Linked DNA regions of Homo sapiens: regions 2 and 3 are each linked to region 1. The links are chromatin loops, found by intact Hi-C in ENCODE. Cell type or tissue: PC-9. All regions are shown on one strand. Each heading gives the region's core, and the rest is flanking DNA. Links, peaks and the distances in the headings are about the cores only.

What was found. Peaks named below come from ENCODE experiments on the same cell type or tissue, not always from the same donor. Only the 100,000 strongest peaks of a DNase experiment are listed, where the experiment ranks them.
Region 2: it touches region 1 in a loop (6-fold over the local background); 3 of 110 quality-filtered maps call a loop at or near these places.
Region 3: a loop joins it to region 1, with 3 times the contacts of the local background. A loop is called at or near these places in 5 of 110 quality-filtered maps.

The regions. Positions count from the first base shown.
Region 1 is chr1:204,560,433-204,570,211 of GRCh38, forward strand. LRRN2-AS1 (LRRN2 antisense RNA 1) reads left to right here and starts at 3,739. Exons shown (of 13, transcript XR_007066814.1): 1 at 3,739-4,854. It also overlaps the pseudogene RNA5SP74. RefSeq lists a silencer at 5,395-5,484. In PC-9, for the core only: CTCF peaks have their summits at 5,555 (motif pointing right) and 5,755; a DNase peak (open chromatin) is centred at 5,379; H3K27ac peaks cover 966 bases.
Region 2 is chr1:204,643,574-204,653,352 of GRCh38, forward strand. All of the region lies in intron 1 of LRRN2 (leucine rich repeat neuronal 2), which reads right to left. Among named protein-coding and RNA genes, the nearest start is that of LRRN2, 37 kb to the right of the region's middle. RefSeq lists an enhancer at 3,927-4,597. In PC-9, for the core only: no CTCF peak of the experiment used is centred there; DNase peaks (open chromatin) are centred at 3,718 and 4,118; H3K27ac peaks cover 1,717 bases.
Region 3 is chr1:204,677,715-204,687,493 of GRCh38, forward strand. LRRN2 (leucine rich repeat neuronal 2) reads right to left here and starts at 8,024. Exons shown (of 2, transcript NM_201630.2): 1 at 7,606-8,024. RefSeq lists enhancers at 380-880, 881-1,381. In PC-9, for the core only: no CTCF peak of the experiment used is centred there; no DNase peak of the experiment used is centred there; H3K4me3 peaks cover 1,053 bases; H3K27me3 peaks cover 1,435 bases.

The DNA.
Region 1 (9,779 bases), core at 610-8,609:
TGCTTTAACAAATAAATACTTATTAAATGTTAATATGAGCCAGAGACTGGTTGATACTGAGAATACAACAGTAAGGAAGCTGCTCTCAAGTTGCCTATGGCCAGACAATGGAGTTAGATACTTAAGACGGTTTCCACATGAGCCAAGGAAACAGTAGCTGAAAGAACTAAAGGAGAGAGAATGGCTTTTGGGGGGAACTCTTAAGTGTTTGTTGTGCCTGGAGCAAATGATGTGCTTGGAAAAGTGATGAGAGATGGTGCTGGAGTGGGAAGGGGCCTGGGTGTTGAAAGTGTGATATGCTAACCTAGTAGGTTTGAATGTTATCCTGAAGGTAGTGGAGAGCTACAAAGGTCTTAAGCAGGAGAGTGACATCATCTCATTGGCATTTTTGAAAGATCCTTCTGGCTGCATTGGTGAGAGTAGACTGGAGTGCTGTTTAGAGCAGGGATAACAGTGAGGCCATGGCAGTAATCTGGGCTGCATTGATACTCCTAAAGTCATGGCAGTGGGCTGGGCAAGAATAGTAATAGATGCATTATTGTAATAGAACACTTAGTAGGTGCTGACTTGACATCTGTTATTCCATGAGGCATTTAAGGCTCAGAGATGTTAAATAGCCTGTCAAAGGCAATTCAGAATTGCAGATAGTCAGTGGTTAAACCCAGTATGTTTGAGACAAAAGCCCAAAAGAAGTGCAAGGATTTGAGAGAAATCAAGGTAGAAGAGACAGACTTCATGACAATGCGTGCACTTTAAACAATGTATGTTTAAAGTGACCATCGTTTTTAGAAAAAAAAAGATGAATAAATGTGGTTTGAGGGAAGCAGGGAGTCAAGGATGACTGGGTAACTGGTAGATGGTGGTGCCATTCGTTGAGATAAAGAATATAGGACCGGGTGTGGTGGCTCACACCTGTAATCCCAGCACTTTGGGAGGCTGAGGTGAGCAGATCACCTGAGGTCAGGAGTTCGAGACCAGTCTGGCCAACATGGTGAAACCCTGTCTCTACTAAAAATACAAAAATTAGCCGGGTGTGGTGGTGCGAGCCTGTAGTTCCAGCTACTCGGGAGACTGAGGCAGGAGACTCGCTTGAACTCAGGGAGGCGGAGGTTGCAGTGAGCCGAGATCATACCACTGCACTCCAGCCTGGGTGACAGACCAAGGGAAAAAAAAAAAAAAAGACAATAGAAGAGTAGGTTTTTGATGATGGTGGTGAGATAGGAAAAAATGATGAGTTTAGTTTTGGTTGTGTTGAGTTTGTGCATATGAGAACATCCAAATGGAAGTGGAGCTTAGGAGACACCTGAGCTGTAAATATTAAGTACGTATCATGTATTTCGTATTGTCTAGGCACTGGGGGATACCGTGATGAAGATGAACATGGTTCCTGTTCTCCTGTCTAGGGAAACTGGTTAAGCATGTAAATATTAGCATAGTGAATGTTTTGTTGTGAGACTACATGCTGCTATGAGAAATACAGAAGGGGGACGTAATGTAGCCAAGAGCTTCTGAACAACCTCCGGGAAGAGATGAGCTGAGATTAAAGGAAGGTTAGGAGTTAGGAGAGGAAGGGAAAAGTGCCGTAGTTAGGAGGAAACATGCCAAGGTCTTGAGGTGAGAAAACAGTGGCATCTGGGAAGAACTAGAAAGTTTAGTGTCGCTGAAAGCATGGACAGAGAGAGATGAGTGAATTGAATTGCCTGGGCATCCTGGGAACGGGAAGACACCCTGATGGCAGGGAACCCGCGCCTGCGCTTTCGGGGTCAGGTCCAGGTCTGCCCCGCCAGGGCTGAAGCCAGCTCCTGGTGGGGCTGCAGTGAGGCGGAAGAGGTGGGATGCTGCTGCCTGGCGGTGCTGCGGCGGCAGACCTCCACGAGGAGGTCCTGGGCTACCGCGGGGTACACAGGCGGGCGGAAAAGGGGGAGCAGAGTCAGGGGGCAGTTGGGAAGCTCGGAGACAAAAGGAGGGAGGGAGCCAAAAAGCCTACAGCACCAGGTATTCCCAGGCGGTCTCCCATCCAAGTACTAACCAGGCCCGACCCTGCTTAGTTTCCGAGATCTGGCGTGTTCAGGGTGGTATGGCCGTAGACACTAATGGTGGTGCCTGGCTGCCTCTTCAAGAGCCCGGCCCAGCCACGCCCGCCCGACTCCAGGCGTCACTGCCACCCCAGGGTCGTGGGGCTCGGACTGGGGACCCCTGAGCTGCTCGCCTGCGGTCGGACTGCTCTCCCCTTCTACGCCCAAGCACCGCCGGTCTGCCCTGCTGCGCCTTCCACCGGCCTCCCAGAGCCTCCAGCCATACAGCAGAGATGGTGGTTGGGATAAGAGTTTGAAGAGAGTGGAGCAGGTCTGGAACAGGTATTCTGGAGAATAGGGGAGAGAACAGAGTAGGAAAATTTCCACAAGGCAATTGCCTGAGACTGTCCAATTTGCAGACCAGGGCTTTTCAGCCTCAGGACTGTTGACATTTTGGATTGAAGAATTCTGTGATGGGGGCTGTCCTGTGTGTTCTAAGATGTTTAGCAGCATTCTTGGCCTCTGCTCCCTAGATGCCAGTAGCACTCCCCTAATTATGACAATAAAAAATGTCCGCAGACATTGGTAAATATTACTTAAGTGGGAGAATGGCCTCTGGTTGAGGACCACTGAGGCCAGCCAATGCGTACTACAGGAGAAACATCACACAACCTGCAGATTGGTGTCACACATTTATGGCCCTGACCTGGCCTCTCAGTTCTATCTGGTTCTTCTGTTTTCCTCATAGGCGAAGTAATGGTTCTAACCTAGAAGACAGAATGAGGTGAAGACAGGCTAACTTCTCTAAGCTCTCAATGACTCACGAGATAATAGATGTCAAGATAGAACCTACTAAGTGTTCAGTAAATGTTATCTATTGTCATTTCCAGGAGGGGGCTGATTGAAACTGAAGAATAGTACAGTAGGAGGAGAGGACCAGGAGCTGAAAAGACAGGTCGCTATGTTGAGAGAGAGAGAGAGGAAGAAAGATCTAATAGGACTTCAAAGGCTGTGGTAGATGTATTACTGTCAAAACCTGCGCAGCTTTTCTCTACCAGGCCTTGGAAAAGATTGCACTTCCTGCACCACTGGCAGCGGGCTGGCCAATGGGATGCAAGTGGAAATGAACTGTGCTATTCTGAGCAGAGGCTTAGGGACCATTGTGTGGGTAAGTCAGTGCTCTTTTTCCTCCACGTGAGGCTAGTGTGTCCCAAAATGGGGGCTGCTCCCTTTGACCTGTCTCCAAGACTGAAGAGAACAGGGACCATAGCTGTACCTATCCTGCGAGGGACAAAGGAACAAGCTTTTGTTAATTCAAGCGATTGAGATTTGGGGGTTTGTTACCACAGTGTAATTTGGCATAAGCTGACTGGCATACGGTGGAGCATCCCAGATGAGGGCAAGCTCCCAGGGCCTAACAGAGTGAGTGGCTGGAGTATGTGAAGGTGAAATTCTTTGACATGAAGTGGTTAAGGTCCCACGAGGCCGTGGTGTTAGATGGGTCATTCATGTGATGTTGTTATCATCCAGGAAGCTGGTAGGAGGTAGGAACCCAAAGTCTGTAATGAACAAGGGAAAGTGTGAGCAAAGTCAGCAGATGACAGCAGTAAAGGAGGAGTAAAGGGGAGTATAGATCTAAATATATATATGTATATGTGTGTGTGTGTGTGTGTGTATGTGTGTGTATATATATGCAGAGATTTGGTATATATATGTGTATATATATATGTGTGTGTATATATATGTGTGTGTGTGTGTATATATATATATGTGTATATATATATATGCAGAGATTTGGAAGTGTGGAAGAATAGGGGTCTGAGTGCAGTACTGGGGAGGCCCCATACCCTATCCTGAAAGCACATGAGGTATGGGAAAGTGACCACCAAGATCCTTTGGAGGGAAAGCCAGGTATCTTTTAAGGCAAAGAAGAGGAGGAAAGAAGAGTTTGCAGATGTAGGCAGGAAGTTGTTTATGAAACAGAGTGATAGGCCGGGTGCGGTGGCTCACACCTGTAATCCCAGCACTTTGGGAGGCCGGAGGTGGGCGGATCACCTGAGGTCAGGAGTTTGAGACCAGCCTGGCCAACATGGTGAAACCCATCTCTACTAAGAATACAAAAATTAGCTGGGCGTGGTGGTGGGCACCTGTAATCCCAGCTACTCAGGAGGCTGAGACTGGAGAATCGCTTGAACCCAGGAGGCGGAGGTTGCAGTGAGTGGAAATCAAGACATTGCACTCCAGCCTGGGCGACAAGAGCAAAACTGTCTCAAAAAGAAAAAAAAAAAGAAAGAAAGAAACAGAATGATAGTGTAGTTGGAGTCAAGAGTTGACTGCTTTGAGAACTTGTCTCCAGAAAAAGGGCATGTACTTGTGCAAAATGTTATATGCAAATTCAAAAAACATTTAGACTTCCTAGAACCATCTGTGGACCCTAGATTAAGAACCCTGATCTGGAACAGTGGCTCTCAAACTTGAGCAAACAGTTTGACAGGTCTGACGGTGTTTGACAGGTTGTTGGGCCTCACCCAGAGGTTTCAGTAACGTAGGTCTGCATGCGGTCCAAGCATTTGCATTTCTATCAAGTTCCCAGGTGATGCTGATGTTTCCGGCCTAGAAACCACATTCTGAGAACCACTGCTGAAGTCTAAGGCTAAGGGGGAAAGGTTTGGGGAGAGGAAGAGGAACAGTGGGAAATGGTTAAGGACAAGATTATGAAAGCATCATGGGGATGAGAATGGATTTTTGTTTTGTTTTACTAGGCTTAGGCAGATACTCCAATATTTCTGACACATACATACACGGAAAACCTTGCAAGAGTGGAGAAAAGAAGGGAGAGGTGAGTGAGCACTTATTTTAAGTTTAGGGCAAGGGGTGCAAAAAAATATCTTTTATAGCCTTAAGGATCACTTTCTTGAACACCCTTACTTTACAACAACAGATGTGATATCAAGTATCACATGGCCAATTCACACCTTTGGTCTGGTAACCAGCTCTTGCCCCCTCTCAGTCTAGGGCTTGTTCCCCTTCATCATTAACCTCTAAGAGAATCACTAGTGGGAAATAAGCTATGCTTTTGATTCAAGGTAAAGAGACTCGAACTTTCCAGTGCCCTAAACTGGGAAATCTTAAACTCCAGCAAAGTACAATGCTCAAAACTGGGTAAAGCTGCTACCTTCGTAGGGGATACATTTTGGAGAAAATTGCATCTACTTTCTTCTTTGTCTTTTCTTTTTGTGTGAGTGTGAGTGTGCATGACAGTTTGTCTATGTTTGAAAACCTGACCATCAGCATTCCTGGAATTCTTGGCAATGAATTAGGATTGCCAGTTAGCTGCCTGCTGGGTGACCTTAGGTAGTTCACCTCGTGTCTCTAAGCCTCAGCTTCCTAATCTGTGAAACAGGCTGATGGACCAGTGAGATAACGCCTGTGAGGTGCTTATCACCTGATACTGCCTCTTCTTGCTGGCACATCAAGCTGGAGGATTGCAGCATCTGAACACGAATGACCAATCAAATCTCGGGCCTATACCCCACAGACGTAACCTTTATCTCCCACCAGAGGGCACCAGTAACCTATAAAAATCTAAGGGGGCGGGCGGTCCCTCTTGCCCTTAACATCGTTGAATCTGCTTGAGTATAACTCCCTTAAGTCTATTGAAATATTCTTACCCCTGGTGTTTTAAGAAATCATTTGAAAAATACCTCTCACACCCAGAAGGAAAATATGGAGTAGAAGTGTAGGGTAAATGGTGCTCCAACTCCCCACCAGCCACCAAGAGAGCTCTATTTCCATTTTGTATTTTGTCCATTTTTACCATTCAGTCTCCATCTCCTCGAGACTATCTGTAACCTAGTTTTACAAATTATTCTCTCAGTAATAACCTATTGCAGTTCCCTTCTTCCTGGTTTATTCAAATGAACTGAACTGCTGTTTTTTTTCCCTTTGATGTACAACCTCCCGCCTCCTAGCCTATCGGGCCAGCCTTCCTTCCAGCAGGCAGTAGGGGGAGGGATCTATTTCTGAGCCTCGGTAGAGCCTCAGAAGCTGTTTCCCTGAATCCCTCTGTGATGAGAGCCTAGTGGTCAACAGGTACCTATCACAAAAGGCTGTATTCCAGGAGAAAACTCTTTCCCCATCTAAGGAAGGGAAACGACTAGAAGTTGAGGCTACCCACCACCACCTCCCTGAAAACATTACAGACTTCAGGGACTCAATGATAACCAATGTGTATCTGTGTCCTGTATACACATAGGGTTTGTTCTTTGTCTTTGTTCTTTAATTTGCTGGGGAAGGAAATACAGCCTCGGGCTAGCTTTCACCATTGCACCTGGGAGTGCTGGCCGAGACAAGAAAAGCCAACAAGAATATTGACTAGAAAAAGGGTATTGGCCAGGCACAGTGGCTCACGCCTGTAATTCCAGCACTTTGGGAGGCTGAGGCAGGCGGATCACCTGAGGTCAGGAGTCTGAGATCAGACCGGCCAACATGGATTTGTACTAAAAATACAAAAAACTAGCCAAGTGTGGTGGTGTGTGCCTATAGTCCCAGCTACTCGAGAGGCTGAGGCAGGAGAGTCGCTTGAAACCAGGAGACAGAGGTTGCAGTGAGCCAAGATCACAGCACTGAACTCCAGCCTGGGTGACAGAGTGAGACCGTGTCTCAAAAAAAAAGGGTATGCTGTTTGTCTTATTAGGAACACAGAACCATGGAATATTCGGGATGACCAGGACTCCGGAAATCTAGTACAACCTTTCATTGTTCAGAGGGGAGAAACATGACCAGGGTCATGTGGTTTGTGAATGGCAGACTAGCTCTTCCAGCTCGAACTAGAATTCAGGTCTGTGGGCAGGCACACCAGTTCCTGTCTCACCATTCCATTTCTGAATCAGCCATCGTTGCTAGCATTTGTTGTTTGCTTAGTATGTGTCAAGTATCTGTTCTTTAAATCTCACACAATCCTCACAACAACTCTGTGAAAGAAATGAATTGGTATAAGAATGAAATACATTATTCTCATTTTACACAGGCATAGAGAAAAATGATGTAGGACAAAATTAGCTAGCATTCTGTTTAAATCAATATTTTCCCATGAGGGTTAGCGGCATTTTGAATGGAATAAGGTTTTGGTTTGTTTTTTAATGGGACTACTCCTAGCATAGCATGATATTTAGCATTTTTGGACCCCAAGCACTAATTGCCCCAGTCATTATAATACAAAAAATTTCCAAAAGTCCTTAAACGTAGACTATAGATGGTCCTGTTGCTGGTGGAGCACTACTGATTTTTTTTTTTTTTTTTTTTTTTACACAGGGTCTCACTCTGTCACCAGGCTGGAGTGCAGTGGCACAATCTAGGCTCACTGCAGCCTCGACCTCCCAGGTTCAAGCAATCCTCCCACCTCAGCCTCCCGGTTAGCTGGGACTATAGCTATGCGCCACCATGTCCCTATGTTGCCCAGGTTGGTCTCGAACTCCTGGGCTCAAGCCATCCACCTACCTCAGCCTCCCAGAGTGCTGGGATTACAGGTGTGAGCCACCATGCCCGGCTGAACACTACTGATTTAAATGCATGGGCACAAGGAAAGGAGTAGTTAACAAAGTTGCTTTGTTAGTTTGGTTATTTTTATATCAATAAAGGCCACAAGATGGAAATAGGAGCAGGACAAGAGGAAGGAAATCCCTTGGGGTGAGTGTGGCTCTGGAAGGGAAGAGGTTAAATTATAAAGGAAGGGAATGAACCATAGGCCAAGGAGGATCCTGGCACATGGCAACTGGTAAAACTTGGAGGATGAACAAGGTCTGGTCTCACAAACTCATAAGCTACAGAGACCAGTGCGATCTCAGAGGAGAGCTGCTGGAATGGGGACAGTAGGGAGTGCAGGAGGTGAGAGTAAACTGGAGATCCATGCCCATAACAATGGGATAACCAACACCCAACTCCGGCCAGGTCTTTTCAGATGGTAGTGTGGGTCGTGGTTGCCAGCCTTTCCAATATACCAAGAAAATCCACAAGGCTAGATTTTTCTAGGAAATCTCTCTGTTGTCAATATTGGATCAAAAGAAAAGTTTTGAAACACTAGGTAGACCCAGAGAAAAATGCTTGCAGGTGAATTTGGGTAGTCCGACTCATGGGATCTCTGAGGGGCCATTCTCATCTAAGGTGCTGTGGTACATGCCCACTCTGCTGGTTGATGAAAGGGAGACAGGTTTCAGCTCACACAAGATGGAATTTACCACCAGTCTATGCTGGCAAACAGTGAGCAGGCTGGGCAGAGGAGTAGTAAGCATTCCCTGGGGCACCGGGCTCCGCACAGGCCAGGAGCTGTCACAGGAGCTAAAGCAGGGATTCCTGTGCCATCTCCGGTCCCTTCTGGATCTGAGATTCAGGAATTCTGGGGCTGTGATTCCTTGAAGGCAGAGCCGGGAACATGAAAACCGTAGACACTAATCAATGCCTGTAGTGCTAACAGCTCAGACCCCTGGGCAATTGTTCTTGAGCTTGGTCCTGTCATTCCCTCTGCTGTGTAGGAATGAGGAAAAGAAGTCGCGTGAGTCCCTGCTCCCTAGAGGTCTTTGCCTTGGTTCATAATACTGACAGTTTGCAAAATCAAGCTGCTTTTATTCTCTCTCAGCCAGTGAGTCCCTGACACAAACTGCAGAGCTAAACAAGCAATTTTCCAGCCCAGCTGTTCAGGCACACTCTGAGTTTAAACGCACTCTTCTTTAAAAACCACCAGGAGCTGTATCCTCCCCCATGCTTGTTTCCTCTCCTGTTAACCCAGCAGAAAGTAGGTTCTACAAGGTAGCAGTGCTTAACATGCTGGTGCCTGCAGATCCTCCACTGGACGCTACCCTCCTTCCCCTGTGGAGTGATGACGGGATGCCCCACTTGTTTAGAATGAAACCCCAAACTCCAGTGTGTGTGCGTTCTCTGTTCTTTCCAGGTGGGGCCTGCCTGGGCTTCTCGCTGTCTGGTGGAGCCCCACTATGCCTTTAAAAGCAGGGCCTTTGATCATTTCTGACTTTTAGCAGCAGATAGTCAAATGAGGGGGAGGTGGCAGGGCTTTGCCAACCAGACCCCTGATGTGGACGAGTTGAAAACCCAGGCTGCAAATGTTAATATTGTCACATGCTAGGAAATCTCTGCTTCAATTCACCAGATACTAGTTAGTCATTGGCTTGTGAAGTCTGTAATCCCTCTCGTTTCTGGCTTTGCTTACAACCCTGCACCCTGGGTGCTGGAGCAGACTCTCAGGAAGGGAGATGGTGCCAAGCCCTGTTCCTGTCTTTCTTGGTCTGCATGCCAGCTTAGGCCAGGTTTTTATTGAGCTTCAGGATCGGATCTTCGTTATAGGCGGGGAGGACAGTGTAGGTAAAGCCTACTGACAAGTGCCTTAGACCCCTTGCACTGCCATAAAAAATATCTTAGCCTGGGTAACTCATAAACATCTTTTTTTCTTTTCTTTTTTTGAGACAGGGTCTCACTCTGTTGCCCATGCTGGAGTACAGTAGCACAATCTCCACTCATTGCAACATCCACTTCCCGGGCTCAAGCAATTCTCGTGCTTCAGCCTCCCTAGTAACTGGGATTACAGGTGTGCACCACCACACTCAGCTAATTTTTGTATTTTTAGTAGAGATGGGGCTTCACCATGTTGGCCAGTCTGTTCTCAAACTCCTGACCTCAAGTGATCCACCTGCCTTGGCCTCCCAAAGTGCTGGGATTACAGGCATGAGTCACCGTGCCTGGCCTCATAAATAT
Region 2 (9,779 bases), core at 695-8,694, 83 kb after region 1:
CCGAAACAGAATCATGACAGGGAGTGTGTGCCAGGCAGAGCTGTGGCCGCCTCTAATCCAGAGGCGGTGATGGAGTGCCTTCCTCATCGCCTCATTTTTCCCATTGTGACAGCTCCATATCTACTGTTCCCTGTCACCCTGGTGACAGCCTTCTAATGATGAAGGCAGCAACAATGTCATATAAATTCCTCCAGAAACCCAGGGGCTAGAGGAAGATCAGCCTCAGGAAGCTGGGAACCAAATGCTCGGCACCACAAAGTGGAAAGAACAAAGCCTTTAGAATGTGAAAGACCTGAGTTCAAATCCTGCCCTGGCCTCTTCCCACCAGTGTGACCTTGAACAAATTACTGAACCTCTCTGAGTGTCAACTTCCATATTGTAAAATGAGAATAATATATGACAGAGTTATCATGAGGATTAAATGTGATATGCTGGCAGAGAATCTGACATAGTATCTAGCATGCAACAGGCACTCAATAAATGGGTTCCCTTTCCCAGCAGGCATGGGCAGGGACATGCATGCCTCTACCCATCTGCTGTACCACTGCAATATCAGAGAAAAGGAGGTCCTGGGGGGAACAGCTGCTTAGTAAAATGGGAGTGGTGGTCAGAAGCCACATTTCCCCTACACTGTTGACCACATTCTACCAAATCCTCACACCTGGCCCCTTCTCCTCCATGAAGCTCTCCTTACAGTGCTCTTCCCTGACATTCCACAGTTGCCATCTGGGCTTTCCATCTGTACCATGCAGCCTCCCTCCCTTTCTGTCCTGGTGATGGGGGAGGTCACTTTCTCTCCTTTCTCAAAGGGTAGACCCCTTGGCTGGCCTAGCAGCTCCCCCGACAGCCCCATGCCTGCCCACCTCTTCAGATCCTCTCCTCCTCTTCTTTTTCCCCTGCCCTGGACAGGAGCTGGCTGTTCTCTTTTGTGATTTCAGGTCTTTGAACCTGTTGTTCTGGAATGTCTTTCCATTCTCTTATTAGGGAGCTCATAATTATCCTCCAAGTGCCAGCTCAGTTGTCATCTCCTTTGTGACACCTTCCTTCTCTCCTCTTGCTCCCACAACACCTACCCTAGTTTAGCATGAGCCATGGCAAGTCCATCTGCCTCCCCAGACTGAGCTTCTCAAGAGCAGGGGCTGGCTGGGCCTCCCTCATCCCTAGCATCCCCTCACTTGGCATAGGGTCTGCACATGGTCAGTGCTCAATAAATGCAGCTTGGGGTAAAAGAATAAACAACATGGTTCCCAGGGCTAGCAGTGGGACCCTCTTAATAGAAGCTTCCTGTAAAGGTAGCAGTCCCTCCCCAAGGGTAGCTAGCTTGGGTCCTGCTGGAGCAGGCCTGTGTGTAGACTAGGTATGTGGGAGGTTGATGGTTAGAGGACTGATAGGCTCATCCCATCTGGATTCCACACCTATCTACTCCAAGCCACAGGGCAGGGCAGAGGGCTTTCGCCAGCTATCTAGTACTTTCTCCACCTTACACCTGCACAGAGAGGGAGAGGGTGAGGATGGGGTGGGGATGAAGAAGGGAATTCACAGTCATGAGCATTGACAGTGTCATAGGTCCAACTCTTGTGTGACTGGTATACTTAAATCATTATACAGATGGGGAAACTGAGGCGGCTTATTTGCCCAGAGGCATACAATAAGTTGCACTGAGCTAAAATTGGAGCCAGGTTGGTCTGGCCCTAGAGTAACAGTTCTTTTCTTTATAAGATGCTGCCTTCTGCAGAAATCACAAACAGCACCCCAAGGAAACAGGAACAGGGAAAGGCTCATGCTAAAACTTGTGTGTGTGTTGGCATCTCTCCTTAAAGAATGGGTGGAGAATGGGCTGGGTCAGTTGCTAAGGTGGCACTGGGCAGCCTTTCCTCCATCGTGTCTGGACATGGGTAAAAGAATGATTTCACAGTAGGGTTTAGGTCGACAAGGCACTTTCTCATATGTGTGATTGCATGCGGAATCATCATGGCAACTCTCTGAGGCAGGTATTACCATCTCCATGTACTGATAAGGAAACTTCAGAATGGCTGTGTATTAGTCCATTCTCACACTGCTATGAAGAAATACCCAAGACTGGGTAATCTGAAAAGAAAAGAGGTTTAATTGACTCACAGTTCTGCATGGCTGGGGAGGCCTCAGGAAACTTACAATCATGGCAGAAGGAAAAGCAAGAACCTTCTTCACAGGGCGGCAGGACGGAGTGAGTGCAAGCAGGGGAAATGCCAGGTGCTTATAAAAACCATCAGATCTCATGAGATTTATTATCATGAGAAGGGCATGGGGGAAACCACGCCCATGATTCAATTACCACCACTTGGTCCCACCCTTGACATGTGGGGATTATAGGGATTACAATTCAAGGTGATATTTGGGTGGGGAGAGAGAGCCAAACCATATCACTATGTTAGCACAGTGATTTCTCTCAGTAACAACCCAGGGCCTTTAGAGACCTGTCATCCCACCATGCTTGGCTACTTGCAATACCTGGCCAAAGTCTCAACCCCCAAAAAATGGGAGGGGGACCGGAGGAAAAAGTGGTGGCAGGGGAGGAAGACCTCCATGGTGAGAAAAGATGGGGAGGGGGGACTCCAGACACAGGTGAAATGGGAGAAGGGGCGTGGACCAGGCTGCCTGGACTGAACCAGCCCATCTCATTAGGGACCTGACTGCCTGTATTTTAGATCAGAAATACTTGACCTGACAAAACTTGGGATTTATTTCCATGCTTTCTTGGGGTAGGCTGTGTGCGTGTGTGTGTTATTTTTCGTTTAGTTTTTAGTGAACGTTCTTTTCAAAAAAACTACTCTTGTTTGAGTTGAAATTATGGGGAAACAGGGATAGTAGGCACCTGGGTTACTACAACCCAGGAGCAGTGCAGCCCCTCAGGGATGGCAGCTACAGTGGCAGACTCTGGGAGAGCTGGGGGAGCTGGCAGGGAGGAGGGAGAAGTTACATCCGGGGAACAATGGCTGCCAAGGCTAGATTTTCTCCCTTCATGAGAACCTGGGAGCTGGGACTCAGGCAAGATTCATGGGCCAGTCCAAACTGAGATGTGCTGGACAAGTCAATGTCCACCAGCTTTCAAAGATTCAATATGAAAAAAGAATGTGAAATATCTCATTCATGAATTTGTTATTGATTGCATTTTGAAATAATGTTTTTGATATATTGGGTTAATATGTTACTAATTTCACCTGTTTCTTTTGACCTCTTTAATAGGGCTTGCATTATATTTCTATTGGACATATATCTCTATATTCTAACATAGACTGTGGATTAGAAAGACTTAGGTTCAAATCCCACCTCCACCACTTGCTCAAGGACACTTGGCAGGTGAGCCCAGCTACAGCCACCAAAGACAAGATGAGCCCAGCCATGGGGAAAGAGCAACTGGATTCCAAGCCAGGGTTCCGTCTCAACCCAGAAGCTTTTACCCACTTCTTGTAGGGATGGCAGAGCCTCCACGAGTGTGGCTGGCTTGACTTTTGCTGCAATAGGCAAGGGGGTGCCCAAGAACTTGGCCTGCAGTGACTGGGATTGCAAGATTCTGATTCCAGGAAAGGAAGCAAGGAGGTTAAAAAAAAAAAAAAAAGGCTAGAAAGTTAAGGAGAAAAGAAGGCCTTAAAGAGACTGGTCTGGCAGGGTTAATAGTTTCTTTCCTTCAATAGAGATTTCATGCCACATTGAATAAATAAAATACCACACAATTGCAAAAGATGCATTCCACAGTATATTAGATACCACCACACTGTTACCCACATCTGTCAGCTACTACCATCAGAGTGACTGATGACTTATCAAAAGCCACTCTGACATTTCCAAATGAGATATTTTGATAGAGGTGCCATTCAACAGGGCCAAAAAAGCAGATAGAACTTGAATGTAAATGAGGAACATTTGTCACCTTTGTCTCACCTATTTAAAGGTTTCTTGTCTGACAACAAGGAAAGGGAGAGAGGGAGTGAGGGGAGAGGAGGTGGAGGATGGGCAGGTAAGAAGGTAAGAGGGAAGGGGAGAGAGCACCAACTCCAAAAGAGCCCAAAGGAGAAGGGCTGGTCCCTGAGAGCAGTAGGAAGTGAAAGAGAAGCAAAGCCCAGATGGACGGCTCTGATTTTTATGCGGAGTCACTCTATGACTCAGCAGGAAGGAGCAGTATCAAGAACAAAGACCAGAGCTGTCCAAGGTGGCAGCCCCACATGAGGCCACTGGGTATTTGCAATGTGGCCAGTCCAAATGGAGATGTGCTGGACATGTAAATGTACACCAGCTTTCAAAGATTTAATATGAAAAAAGAATGTGAAACATCTCATTCATGAATTTGTTATTGATTGCATTTTGAAATATTTTTGCTATATTGGGTGAATATGTTATTAACTTCACCTGTTTCTTTTTGCCTTTTTAATGCAGCTTGCATTATATTTCTATTGAACATACATTTCTATATTCTGACAGACTGTGGATTAGAAAGACTTAGGTTCAAATCCCACCTCCACCACTTACTCAGGGACACTTGGAAGGTGAGCCCAGCTACAGCCACTGAAGACAAGATGGGCCAAACCATAGGGAAAGAGCACAGGGTTGGAACAGGATGGGCTGGGGTTGGCAGCATGTGTGGAAACAGACAGTGGGGAAAATGTGAAGAGGAAAATGTCAGAGAGGTGCAGCCAACTGCACCTTCCCACAGTGAGAGAGGGCCTGGGCAGGGTGCAGAAGAAGCTGTAACCTCTCCCAAGGCTGCCCTCACTACTGGGTACATCTCAATGCCAAATCCCAGCATGTCAAGAGTTGGAAGAAGCCTGAAAGAGAATCCAATCCAGGGACCCCAAGAAAATAGGCCCAGAGCCAGGAAATTCCTTCCATGTGCTTTCCACTGCTTCCCCCGCAGCACCTCCAGTTCGTATGTCCACTGAATTGAGGGATGGTATCCAAGAAGCAACCGCTGCATACCAACAATGAGGTCCTCTTGTATGGCCCTGAGAGTTTTATTCAAGGGAGGCTTCACCTGCATGGACTTGTTACCACACAGTTGGTCTTCTAGCCTCGCCCCCCCACCCAACCTACTTTTTGGTTAGGTTGGTTTGATTCATTCATCCATTTATACTCTGCAGCTGTGTGCTGAGAACCAGGCCATGAGCTAGGGATACAGAAATAAATAAGACCCATCCCTGCCCTCCAGGACCACACAGTCTAGTGGTTTTGAAATGTGGAGCTGTTCAGACCACAGCCCCCAACCCTTAAGGTGGTGACCTTCCCCACTTTACAGCTAACTGAGATTACCCAGTGGTGGTGGCAGGCCCAGACAGAGATGGCTCCTGACCAGAACAGAGGCCTTTCCACTAGCCGAGCTGCCTCCACTGGCACATGGAGGGAGAGGCAGCTGCGTGGCGCTGGGATGAGGTCAGGCCAGAGTCATCAGAAGTCAGGTGGATGCACCAAAGCCCAGACCCTGGCTTCAGAAAGTACACCAGGTGAAGGGATTTGTGGAAGGCCACAGAGCAAATCAGCATCAAAGCCAGGACAAGAACTCAGGGTTTCTGATTCCTAACTAAACTCTTCAACCAGTGGCGGCGACTCAAAGAGGTGAATGAGCACAGGGCCAGTCTGCAGCCAGGAGCTGCAGCTGACTCCCTTACCTGCTGCTGCTCAGGATGCAGGGTTGGTTCTCGCCTAAGAGCAACCTGCTGAGGGTCAGGCGCTCTGGGCTGAACAGCCCCACATTCAGAAACCACTAGACTGTGAGGTCCTAGAGGGCAGGGATAGGTCTTATTTATCTCTGTATCCGCAGCTCACGGCCTGGTTCTCAGCACACAGATGCAGTGTGTGAACGAATGGATGTGCACATGAATGAATCAAACCAACCCAACTGGAAACGAGGCTAAGTGGGGGTGGGAGGTGGTAGAAGAACATGGACAGGGTTGCCCGGGATGCTTTATTTTCTTCTTTCCTGCATCCCTGAACATGCCAGGCATTGTGCAGGCAAGAGAGGAAAGCAGTATCCAGGAAAGAAGACAGACAATTAAGCAAGCAATAAGAAGAAACATGAAGGGCCGTGAGTTCCTCCTGGGCCTTGACCCCTGTGTGACCTTGACCAGATCCTTCTCCTCTCCAGGCCTTAATTTGTTTAGAGGAACTGGAGTTAGACTAAATGGTCCAAGGTTCACTTCCCACACTGATCCCCATGACTGGCAGACATGGACGTGAGCCCTCTCCCGGCTGCAGAGAATCATGGCCTCTCCCCACCATGGCAGTAGGGGGTATGGGGAGAGCAAGGCCAGGCAGAGGCAACCTGGCGTGAAGAAGGCAAACAGACACTCCTGGAAGCAGGGTCCCCAGAGACTGTGCAGCCAGAGGTAACTGGCTGTGACAAGGAGTGAGCCAGTAGTCAATTCCATTCAATAAAACTTTGATTACCTATGAGCCTTGTAAACAGGCAGCTCCCCTGTGGGCTGAGCCGGAGGTGCTCTCTTCTTCCCTCCCTCTGTCCTGCCAGCACCTGCCCAGCCTGGCCCTGGGCCCTGTGCCAGCCCAAAAACTTCCTCAGCCTCTGATGCAAGGGGGGCAGCTGAGGGTTAAGTGCCCACTGGCAGGTGAGGGCTCAGGGCCTAGGGGCAGTGGGAGGGGAGGGAGCAGGAATCACTTAGCCCTCATTAGTCCAAATTAAAATCAGGAGTGAGATGACAATTCCAATTTGCAGTGGGCTAATTGTTTTCCCTCAGAAGCTGATCATTTTGCAGACTGGGGAAATTAATTGTTTGAAGTCCCAGGTGCATTGGCTTTGAACCCAGCGCAGGCCAGACAGGCTCTGCCTTTACCTCGTCACCACCCCTCAGGGACACACTCAGCAGTGGCTTCTGCCCTTTGGGATTCTCAGGCAGGGAGAGACTGAGGGTCAGGGGTGAGGGTAGGGGTCCTACTAGTCTTACCCTCAGGTGGGAAGAGGGAAGAACACTGGCAGAGAGGTAGGCTGGGAGATGCCAGCAGCTGGGGCCTGGCATCCAGGAGGGGTTGCTTTGCCTACCTGATGCCACCTGCTCTGCGGAGGGGTGTATGTAGGAAGCCTCCTTGGACCTGCCAGAAGTTCCCACTTCCACTCTGCATCCAAAAGTCCCTGTAAAGTTCACTCACTCATTCAACAAACATCAACAACCCACTGTGTGCCAAGTGTTGCTTCAGGAGGGCTGGGGACACGGCACTGAACAACTCAAACACAATCTCTCCGCTCATGGATTTTACTTGGGGGGATAGATGGACAATAAATGTGTAAGTAGACATCAGAGAGTGGTAGGGGCTCGGAAGGAATGACAGACAGCAGGAGGGATGGGGCTCCAAAGACTCCCACACTCTAATCCCAGAGCCTATGGAATCTGTCACCTTCCAGGGCAGAAGGAATCCTGCAGATGTAATTACGGTTATGAACTTTAAGATTAGAGAATGTCTTGGATTATCTGAGTAGGACAAATCTAGTCACATGAGTCATTAAAGCAGCTTTCTCCAGCAGCAGGCAGAAGAGGGATTCCAAGCGTGCGATGATCTGATATCCTGTTGCTGGTTCTGAGGAAGCTGTGCACAAGGACTGGAAGGCACCATCTAGGAGCCGAGGACCACCCTCAGCTGCCAGCCAGCATGGAAACAGGGACCTCAGTCCTACAGCCACCTGAATGAGCTCAGGAGCGGATCTCCTAGAGTCTTCAGATAGAGTCCAGCTGGCTGGCACCTTGATTTTGGCCTTTTGGAAACCTGGAGCAGAGAAATCGGCTGAGCCAACCCAGACAGACTTCTGGCCGACAGAGCTGTGAGATGGCAAATGTGTGTTTCTTTAAGCTGCTATGTTTGTGGTGATTTGTTATGGCAGCAATAAAAAGCTATTTCAGGAACTAAACAGGGTCAGAGGAGAGTGACTTGGTGCTGTGTTAACTTGGGTGGCCTCTTTGAGGAAGGGACTGACACCTGGATGATGAGGAAGCAGAGTGGGGTGACCAACTTGTCCCCATTTCCCAGTTTCAGCATTTAAGTCCTGCATCCCCCCAAAACCCCCCAGCCCCAGGCAAACCAGATGGCTTGTCACCATATGGCAGAAGGAATGGCCTGGGCAATGGCTTGGGGAATGAGAGCTTTCAGGTGAGTTGTCACAAAAAGCATCCCAAGGGAAGTTCTGTCGGACACAGGAGCAGGTGATGGGGGCTGCTGGGGAATCGCTCAGAAAACTCTTTCAAATGGGGACTGAGCAACTCTAGCTGAGGATAGGTGAGAACTCCCAGCCCTCCTTCCAGAACCCCATCCTCCTGCTGTAGGGCCTAAGAATTACCAGCCCCTGCCTGCCCTGCCCCGAGGCTGCTTCCTTTCTCCCCTGGCCCAACTCCCTTCCCCAGCCGGCCCCTGCCAGGGCCCAGGTGTCTCCCAGTGCCCGGGTACCAGGTGCCTGCTGTGGCTTTCCCCAGTGGGATGCTGGCATTCTGCCAAGCAGCACACAACAGGGGAAATTTTTGAAGCCGTCTTTAATTAGTGAGACAATAGGAGGCTGGGAAGCAGAGAAGACAAAGGTTGCGGATGGCTTCACACCCTGTCAAAACAGCGGCTGTGAGCCTGAAGAATGCCTGAGAGAGAAAGGGAGACGGAAAAACGGAGATGGGCCATGGGACCCTTCCCCCTCCTCTCTCCCCTTCGCCCTCTCCTCTTCACCGCCCCCCCCCCGCCCCCCCGCCGCCTTCCTCCTTGCCTCCCTGAACCACAGCTGCAGGCGCCTTGACATTAACCCACCCCTCTCCCGGTTCAGCTGGTCACCTCCCAGCGCTGTTTCGAGTCAGGTAAGAGGCAGCTGTTTAGGAGTTCAGCAAGGAGGCAGAAGAGCAAAGAAGGACCGAGCTAAAGTTTTGGCTCCTTGTCTCATTATCTGGATGATGCCTGGCAAGTTAATTGCTGTGGGTCTCAGTTTTCTCTTCTGTACAATTAGAGTAATAATGCCTACTTTGCAGGGTGGTGGTTGTAAAGATTAGAGATGTCAAAAAGTGCCCCACATGGAGTAGGTACTGGATAAATGGCAGCTATTTCTAATATGAGAGCTTGCACCTCCCATCCTGGATCCCAGCCCTCCAATCCAATATTTCTCAAACTAAGAGCGTGCCCACGAATCACCCAGAGAGCTTGTTAACATGCAAATACCCATCCCACTCCTCAGGGTGGAGCCCGGACACCTGCAGATTGAACAGCTTCCAAGCAGGTGATTCCAATGCAGGCAGCTGGGTCTGCCTCCTGGGAAAAGAGCTAGCCCAGGGCAGTCCTGCAACTGGGTCCATTTCAGAAGCCATTCCCCTACAGATGGAGGGTGCTGGCAGGGAGGTGAGGTCTTGCCTATCCCACCAACTTGCTACCTTCACGTGGGGGTCTGTCCCGGGTGCAGCCTCCACATCTAAGCAAGGTGAGTTGGTCCTCAGGTCAGAGCTTCTGCGGAAGGGACCTCGGTATCCACCTCATTCTGCTTCCTTTTCAATGGAAGAAGCAGAGTCCCACAGCAGGGAAGTGACTAGTATTAGATGGTGCAAAAGTAATTGCGATTTTTGCCATTGAAAGTAACAGCAAAAACCACAATTACTTTTGCACTAGCCTAATATTAATATAAGGGCACACACTGAACTCTGGGCTTCTGATTCTCATCTGCAAGATACAAGTACCCAGCTACAAGATTGCTAGTCCCTCTCAATTCAGAAGTTCTAAGTTTCTCTAGGAGTTGGCTCCACTGACCCCAGGTTGGGAAACCGTGAAGGAAGCCTGAGGCT
Region 3 (9,779 bases), core at 1,035-9,034, 120 kb after region 1:
AGCTGGAAATGGGACTCCATGAAGCCAGAGGACTTCCAAGATCAGAGATCATCTGGTCTCGGGCAGGAGAGGGCAAGGACACTGGATAATGGATTTCCTTCTGGAAAGGGTGGCTTTCCGTGTCTCTGGAAAGAGTACAGGGGGCATTGGAAACCCAGGTGGGAGGCAGGGACTGCTCAGAGACAGAAGACCCTGCCCTTGCACGTTGCCACGTGGGCTGCCTTACTCCCACTCAGTGACCTCCCCTCCAGCAGCACCACCCTTCTCTCCTCTCACCCTGCCAGCTCCAAGTTCTCCGTGCGAGAATCCTTCCCACTGCAGAGTCGAATCTACTCCATTTTCCAAGCCTAAATCAGCCGCGCCCCCCTGAGGAAGCGTTCCCTATATAACTCCCACACAGAGCTCACAGTTCTGATAACATTTATAGTCTAAATCACACAGTTTAGCACTCGGTTTTAAATACTGTCTGGTATTATTCCCTCATTATTTCTTGTGAGTGTAAGTTCTGCCTCCCCAGCTGATCAGTAGGTTTCCTTACCAGTAAAGACTGTGTCCTGTGCTTTTTTATTTCCTTCCCAACCTCACACCCCACACTGCCTAGGACAGTGCTCAGAGCATCCTTGGTGGGGATGTACTGATTGGCTGAAACAGCTCCAATGGCTGCAGAGGGCAACCAGGCAGCACTTCCTGACTAGCCGCTGAGGGAAAAGCTGGAATGGATGGCCAACGACCAGTGGTGTTAAAAAGTCAAATCATGCCGCCCCAGGCTCCAACCCTGCAAGAGCCCATCTTACTCTGAGGAAAAAATCCCCCTCCTCACCAGCTCCAGACCTCTCCTAGAGCTAACCTCCTCCTGACCCTCTGACTTTATCTCCTGCAACTCTCTGCCCTCACCACACTCCAGCCACGCCAGCCTCCACGCCGCCTCTGACTCTCCAGGCACAGCCCTGCATCCCTGCCCTTGCACCTGCTGTCCCCTCTGCCCAGCTTGCCCCGACTGTGGTGCCACCCCCTCATCTCTCCTCAGATATCACCTTCTCAGTGAGGTCTCTGTAGCCACCCTGCACAAGATAACAAACTCCCCCTCTCCCAACTGACTCTTCCATTTCCCTTCCCTGTTTTTTCTCTTTAGCACTTACCAGCCTCCAATGTGCCATTTCCTTTATGAGTCTATTTTACTGCATCCCCAGACAATAAACTAAAAGCTCCTGAAGGGCAGAGGTCTGTCTGGTCATTCACTGCTGTCTGCCCTCAGTGCCTGGCTACATGCCTCACAAATACTTGCTGAACGAAGAGACTCCAGCCCCATCCCATGTCTGAGATGGCTGAGGCCTGGTGGCGCTCGAGATGGGCAGTGGACAGGATGATTCTGCAGGTCCCCTCGCAATGTAGATTCCACCATTCAACCCCTGGGCCCAATTCTGGGCAGGCACTTTCTCAGGCTCGAGGCCTGAAGCTGTCTGAGCCCCAGCAGAAGGCAGGGGAAGAGGAGTGGTGACAGCCAGGCAGGGTGAAGTGTCAAATTCTCTCTTTCCTCCTACACAGCTTTTAAATGTCTCACTTCCCACCAGCTGGCCCTCTGTGGTCATTCCCCCTTCTGGGCATCACCACCTCTGCCCTCCCAAGCCAAAGACAGATACTTTCATCGACCACGTTTGAATGCTTATTTTGAGAACATTTTAGAGAGCAAAGTAACCTTTGCTGCCTTTCTTTTCTCTTCCTCCTTTTTCCTTCCCCCTGAAAAGATCAGATAGGACAGACCCATTCTTCCTGGGGAACCCAGGCTGGTTGCTAATAATCACTGCCCTGCCCCCTTCTTCCATATGTTTTTCCCTGAAGAAGCTGCCTTGTGAGATGTTTGTAAATAGGAACAATTGTACCTGTTCTTCCTGAAATACACGAGTCTGCCTTGTTAGAGCTATCCCACTGACAGCACAAATCCCAAGCCTTCCCCATCTCTCTCCACCTTATCTGGAGTCTAGGCCCCATTCTCACGTCTCCCAGCAAGCCACCCTTGCATTGGTTCCCACCATGTGTCCATGGGCACTGACTCTTAAGGTCCAGCTTCTCTGAGGATAGTGGCTCCATGTGGCCCCGAGGCACTTAGCTGAGACAGAAGGAAACAATGTTGGATCTTAAATATCACACCCTGCAGGAGCAGGAGGAAAAAAAAGGTCACAGAGACCCTCTCTGAAGATCCCGAAAAGGAGACAGGCAGCCACTGGCTTGGGCAGGGCTGGCTTAGGGGACTTTCTTCCTGGAGGGAGGGAAGGAGGAGAATGGGCTGGATGTCCCAGAGCACCCTCCAGGCCCAAGGAACACCAGATTCCGGGGTGGTGAAGAAGCAGGAGGAGTCCTAAAGTCAGAGAGAAGGGCTAACTCCCTCCCTTGGATCTTTCCTAGCTATATGTCCTTGAGCAAGTCTGAGTCTGTTTCTTGGCTTTTTAGGTTAGGGATAATGAGAGTTAACTACCTATCTAATAGGGGTACTTTTGAAAGCTTAATGGGATAATGCAGGTAAAGCAGTTGGCACAGTGCCTGGCACACAGTAAATGCTCAATAAATGCTGGGTATCATAATTAGTGTTGTTACCACGTGAGAGGTAGAAGCTGAGAAACAGTTATTGCCCCAGGAACCCTCTGTCTGCACTTTATCTTGGAACTCGCTTCAGGTCCATCAAATGCTGAGTAGCAGGGAAGGTGTGGGTGCAAGAAACACACAGAAAAAAACGAATTCCAAACCAAACCTGGTTAAACTCACCTCCTAAAAGGCAGCCCCCTCAGGCCAAGGCGTCTCCCAGGTCCCTAAGAAGTGCCAGAAGGCAGAGTGCAAGGCCTAGCAGCTCTGGGTTTGGAGCAGAGTCTGCTTGATGCGGGCTTAGAACGTGCAGGAGCCCAAGGTCATGAGGCTAACCCCCAGCAGGGATGCACCAGGTCCCCTGCACCAAGACATGTGGGAATGTTCTGGGCGACCAGCCAGCCCCACTGGAAGCCCAGCTCCCAGCTCTGGAGAAAAAGAGGCTGAGAGGGACGTGTCAGCGGTGATGGTGACATTCACAAAGAGCAATGAACACATACACACCCTGGTATCTTTTCATGCACGATACCTGTGCCCCAAATACCCTCATCACCTGTGTCCCCAGACCCACCATCTCTGCCTGGTTGACTCTTTTTCAAGCCTTGGTTCAAATATCACATCATTTGGCAACCCTTTCCTAATCCGCAAACAGCAAACAGAGAGTCACTTTTTTTTTTTTTTTAAAGACAGAGTCTTGCTCTGTTGCTCAGGCTAGAGTGCAGTGGTGTAATCTCAGCTCACTACAATCTCCGCCACCTGGGTTCAAGTGATTCTCCCGCCTCAGCCTCCCAAGTAGCTGGGATTACAGGTGTGTGCCACCACGCCCGGCTAATCTTTGTATTTTTAGCAGAGATGGGGTTTCACCATTTTGGCCAGGCTGGTCTTGAACTCCTGACCTCATGTGATCCACCCGCCTTGGCCTCCCTAGGATTACAGGTGTGAACCACCAAGCCTGGCTGAGAGTCGCCTTTTTATCTGCTTATCCCTATAGTCCAACACTTGTTTCATTATTGTCTATGGGACTGACTCCCCCATCTAATAATAATAACAATAATAATATTACTTACATAGCACTTACTATATATATACCAGATACTGTTCTAAGCTCATTACATGTATCACCTCATGTAGTCCTCATGACAGCTTTATGAAGTAGGTACTTTTATTATCCCATTTATAGATGAGGAAACTGAGACGAAGAGAGGTTACGTGACCTGCTCAATGTCACCCAGCTAGAAGTGGTGAAGCCTGGATTTGAACTCCAGCTGTGTGGCTCTAGAATCTCTACTCTGACGGTGAACTCCTTGAAGGCAGGGACATCTGATCTGTCTCTTTGTCCCCTGCACCTAGCACAGAGCCAGGCACACAGTAGGTACTTAGAAAAGATGGGTTGACTGAATAAGCAAATGCCTGATTGAGGCTAACTTGGTGAAATTTCAGCCTCTGAGCTGTAGGCCACGGAGACCCAGGCCCCGCACTGGAAAGTAACAGATAAAGGCATCTTTCTGACTCGTCCTTTCAGCAATCTAATCACATGCTGCTGTCTTTTTTGCATATCTCTTGTCTTCGGTTTTGTTTTGTTGTCTTTTTTAGCTACTTCATTTTTGTCAAAAGTGTTTTTTGTTTCTCAGTTTATCTTCTGCCTTTGTCTTCCTTCTCTTCTGTTCCTTGGTCACTCTCCCCATTCCTGCCCCATTCAAGCCTCCAACTATGGTCCTTGTCCTTCCCTGGAGTCCTTGTAGGCTTGAAAGCTTCTAGTCCCCATCCTTTATCTTGGAGCTTTTATAAAGAGTCCAAGCCATATAGATTAAGAACACAAGTGACATTTATTCATTAGATGGGCCATAGATCAAGCTTCTATATCCTGACCCTGAGTCAATTCTACCTGAATGCAGGTGGGGTGTGGGATGAGGGACTTCCTGCCTACAAGTTGTCACATACCTGTGTAGGATGACACAGGAAAAGTCATTGCCCTCCCTGCCTCCTCATTCAGGGTCCCAGTTCCTTCAGGAAGCCTTCCTTGATCACTTAAGAAAGCTTATTCACACAACCGTTCAGCAAATCCTTATACATATTAATAGTCTAACTGGGAGATAAGGCCCCATGAAAAGTTAGGTTAGAATGTAAGCCTTAGTATAAGTGTACAAGTTACCAGATGTCACAGATATCATAGGGCCAAATCAACTGCAGATACAAGTGATTTCAAAATGGAGATCTATATGACCCGGAGCAAGTGGTTTCTCCTCTCCAGGCCTCAATTTCCTTGGCTAGGAAACAGGGGATGGTAATGCAGACATTAGAAGGTTGTCAGCACGACTGAACAGAATAACTTTTGTAATGTTCCTCACATAGACTGGTGCATAATAGGTATTCAATAATAAATTTGATTCCTTCCCCCTTCTCTGTCTGAAGCACCAGCCTTCTACTTGCCCTGGGCTGCCAGATAAATGGTGAGATGTGACCTGGTCCATCCTTTCAGGTCAGAAAAGTATCCTAAGGACAGGATGACTTAAGCGGTACCTGGCATGTTAGAGGTCACTCAGTGTGATAATTCACTAGCATTGTTCATGTTCCTCACCTCTGCCCCCTCAAGCTGTGGGTCTTTGAACGAGCCTGGTGGGAACAGAGCTAATCAGCTGGCAAGTCCAGATACAAGTGTGGTCAGCTTGAGACATGGAGGTTTGTTTACCGCTGTATCTTCAGCTTCTAAAATCATGAGAGGCACACAGTAGGCACTCAAGAAACAGTTGTTGAATGAATACATTTTTTTAAAAGCCATGGAGTTTCCTTTTCCTTTCAAATAAACGACATAAGGGTGTGGGGAGTAGAAGGGGGAGGTGAGTAAATGACAGGGTTCAAGGGACACCAGGGCCAGGCAAATGCAGCTGCCAGGCCCACCAGCCCAGGCTCCTCTGCAAAAGGGATGCAGCAAAGTCAACAGTGCATGTGCTCCCACTGGCAGGATGAGCAGGAGTGCGTGCACGCCTGGCTTACGGTTTAAGCTGCAGTTTACAGGAGAAGCAGGGCAAAGTGGAGACAGAGCCTGGGAAGAAAGGGAGATATCTGGGGAAGAATGAGGAGGGTGAGAGAAGAGGAAGAGCAGTGTGAGGGGGAAAAGGGAAGTGAAGAGTGTTAGAGGAGGAAAGTGAAGAGTGAAGGAAGGAGAGGAGGATGAGGGGGAGGAGGAAGAGGGGAGGCACAGGGAAAATAGGATGGGAAGTGAGGAAGAACTGTGTTGAATTAGAGAGGGAACCTGCTGTACTAGCCTGGATGGAATTAGCAGATCTCTGAGATCTTACTGCCACTCGGTGTTTCCCCGGGAGGAGACTGCATTAGGGAGAGGGTGTGGATTTGGGGGTGTTCCTAGGTGCCAGACCCTGGGCAGACCTCAATCTCCCAGGCACTGAGGCCTTTAGTTCCATGCTTTGCAAATAATGAGGACCCATCCCAGGACCAGAGAGAGCCCTCCGCAAGAAGGAGAAGCCTGAGTCAGCACAGGGGAAGGAAGAAGGCCTAGGAGGCTCAGATCCCTAGCTCTGCCCTTCTGTTTCCATCGTTTCGCCACAACAGCACCTGGCCAGGAAAGTGGGTCAGGCCACCCACATGTGGCTTTTTCTGGTAGCCACAGGGCCCAAAGGCAAGGGGGCTCCAGTGCCCAGTGCAGAGCCCACCTCTACCCTCCATGCCCAGTGCTCTTTTTTGAAGGGATCTTTAAGAAGCAGTGGGCAATGGGAGGAGCTCCTGGCCTTCTTATTCAGGGACAAAACGCTGGGCCAGAGCCCATCCTAGACTGGCGGGAAAGGGGGGCACGGAGCCTGCCATCGGCCTGGGTGCATGGGGAGACCTACATCTTCCCCTATGACAGTGACCAAACTGGCAGGGAGTCACCTCTACTGCCCTGACCTAGGGAGGCTGTTCTCCTCACCACCCTAGGTCCTGGAGTTCTCAAGCAGAGGGCCTGTCAGTCCATCTCTGGCAACTGAGCGCTGTGCCCAGCCCACCCCCTCCAACCCTGCCAGTCGCCCAGTTAGAAGCTGCGTTGGCTCCAACAGATGGGAGCTGCGGCAGCCTGAGGAACAGAGCACAAAGCCCAGCTGACATTTTCCTTCCTGTTCGTTTGGGTGGGGGAGGAAGGGTAGGGAGCACAGTGCTACCCCCGGGGCCCCTCCCCAGGTTCCGGGTCTCCTGCACCTCTTTAGCTTCTCCGCTCGGCCCCAGATGGAGCTCAGTTCCCTCACCCCGCGGCTCCTCGCCGGCTGGGCAGCCAGAGCCTGCGCCACCCTTTGCCAGCAGGACAGACGGCCCACCTGTGGCTGGCCAGCCCATCCTGTCTCCTGGGTCCTGCGGTGGGCTCAGAGCCACCCTTCCGTTTCCGCTTCCCCCTGACCGAGTCCCCAGGCTGAGCCCCAGGCCGGCCCATCCCCCACCCCAAAGGTCCCATCCCAGGCTGCGGTCGGACCCCAGCCAGCCGGCCCGGGAGGAGCCTAGCTCCTGGTTCCAGATACTTCAGACAGACCCAAGGCCACCTTGTCCCTCCGCACAGACTCGCGAGCTCCAAGGAGGAGAAAGTCCCCAGGCTCTGGAGCGCTTCCAGCCTGCCAGTCCGCCCGTGTCACGCCCTCCCTAACCTCACTGCCACCTCTCGGCTCCTCCACATCTCCAGGGCCCCACTCTACCCAGCAACAGTTTGGGGGAGGTTCTGGCCTCTCCAGGCGAAGGCCCAGGCGCCCTCTCCCTGGCCGCTTCTGGGCATTCTCCAGCCCTCCGTCCCTCTGCCCCTCGGCCGCCTCCCTCTCCCAAGTCTCCGGCTCCCCCGCAGGCGTCTCGGCGGAAGGCAGCGGCCGGCCCTCCTCTGGCCCCCACCCGGGTCAGGCGGAGCTGCGGTGCCGGGGCAGGAGCCAGGAGCCCTGAGGCGGCTGCTCCGGCCGCTCCCGCCGCGTACGCCTCGGCCACGCCAGCGACCTCGGTGTCCACGATTCCCCGGCGGCGGCGGCGCTGCCCAGGTCAGCCCCGAAGCTGCACACTCACCCCGTGGGCGCCGGGCACCGTCTGCCGTCTGCTGCCCGCGCGGCCGCGCTCCGCTCGCCTTCCGCCCGGGGCCGGGCTGGGGACGCTGGTCCGCGCCCTCCCGCCGCGCGCGCCGTCTGCACAGGCCGGGGAGGCTCGGCGGGCGCCCTCCCCAACGTGGAGTTATCCTGGGAGCGGCTCCAGGGCCCAGCCGGTGAGGGCGATGGCAGAATCCCAATCCGTCCCCACCCCCTCTCCGCGCCCTGGGCGCGTCGCGGCCGGAGGCTGGCGGGCGAGAGCCAGGCGCTCCTTGAGAGCGCCGCGCGTTCGCAGGTGCCCGGAGCAGGCCCTCGCGGCGCCCGGCACCCCCTCCACGCGCGCCCCTCTTCCCGGCTTCGCGCTCGCCCTCCTCACTCGCTTCTCCGCCGCTCTCCCAACCTCCCCAGCCCACTCCGGTCGCCTCCTCCCAGTCTGCATGCCACGCCAACCCCCTCCAGTCCCGCTGCCATTTTAACTCCTGAGTGGCCAGAGGCCCCCTCTACCTAACGCACACACACCCGGGAGGAAGGAGTTGGGTGGGGCCAGACGCTAACGCTTGAGCTGTCCTTGTGCCTAGAGACACAAGGCTTGGCTGAGAGAAGGGGCACAGCCCTTGGGTCCGGGAAGAGAAGGGTTGGCTTCTCTCATACTGCCTCGGACCCTCTTGCAAAGGCCAGGAGACGAATGGGGAATTCAGCAGCTTTGTGAGGACAGGTGCAGCTCACAGTCACAGCATGCACCTAAGATCACATTTTTGCTTTGCATGGTGCTACCCTCCCGAAGTTAACAGTGGACTAAGGAATGTAGTGGGGTGGGTGAGAATTTGTCACTGGGCCCAGGCACCTCTCACCCTAAAGAATGGAGTGGAAGACCCCTTTAGTTGTCATGCTTTTCCAGCATTGCATCCTGAGCCGTGCAGCTCTAGCATTCTGGAAGATTCCGTCCTGGCTCTCAATGAAGGAGGTCAATTTCAGTCAGGAACTGGCAGGCCCAGTTAGGGGTTTGGCTTCAGGGTTCCCCACTCTGCCAGCTGGACATCATGAAGACTGGGGGAGGAAAGTAAGAAGGTGCCAAAGGTGGGTGCTAGGCTGCTGCCTGGTGGCTTAGAAAAGCTGGGTGACTGCCACTAGAGGAGGGCAAAGGCCCAATGCCCAACACCCATGCCTTGGTGGGGACTTCAGCCTGGACCACTCAGAACAGACATCACAAACTCGGCTCCATGGCAGGCCACACCCTACTGATGGGTCTGGACCAGAGCCTGCAGAACCAACAACAGGGGAATGGATGAGGTGGAGGCCAAGGTGTGGAGTCCTGTGAGGAGTGGCTTCCCTGGGCTGCCTGCCGTCATCCAGTGCTTGAGCTTCTGGCCCTGTCTTTTCCAAGGGTACAGCCAGTGGTGACTGCCATGCCTGGTGGCTTTTGTGAAGTTGGCTTGAAGGTCTGAGTTCTGTATGCACAGAGGGGATTCTCACCTTCATATATTGAATGAGCACATATTAAGTTCCCACTAAACCACCCCCATGTTCCCACTCTCCACCCCTGCTACGGAGCATAATGGCCTCAAGGAGCTCAGAGTGACAGGTTGGAACTATATGAAACCAATTTTAATATTTCAAGACGATGGAAGTGCCATAGAAATACAAAAAGAAACCACCTTAATGGACTAGCATTATTCACAAAAGGTTTAACGGAGGAGCTGAGTCTCCAACTGAGCCTAGTTGGAGGGATAGGATTTGAACTGGAAGAGAATATGGGGACCAGCAAAGGCAGGAAAGTGGAGACAAGCAGAGTAGAATGGGTTGTCTGGAGGGTAGGGGGCAAGGGAGGAAAATTATAGAGCTACTATTAGATGCCAGCCTTTTCTCATCTCTGTCATCTTAGACTCTGAGTTGACTAATATCCCCTTTTAACAGACCGGGGGATGGAGGCCCAGATCGTTTAAGGCAGTAGCCCAAAATCTGTAGGCAGAATGTGAGACCTCATTTTCACAGTGCGACAATGCCACATTGAGTATACAGGGTGGGAGCAGCTGATGAAGGGCCCGAATTGCCAGGCTCAGCAGTTTATCTGTGGACCCATCCTCAGGTGATTTGGGATGAAAGAGGCAGGAGGATGGGAGACTATTGAGGTAGCTGTTGCAGGAATCTAGGAGGAGG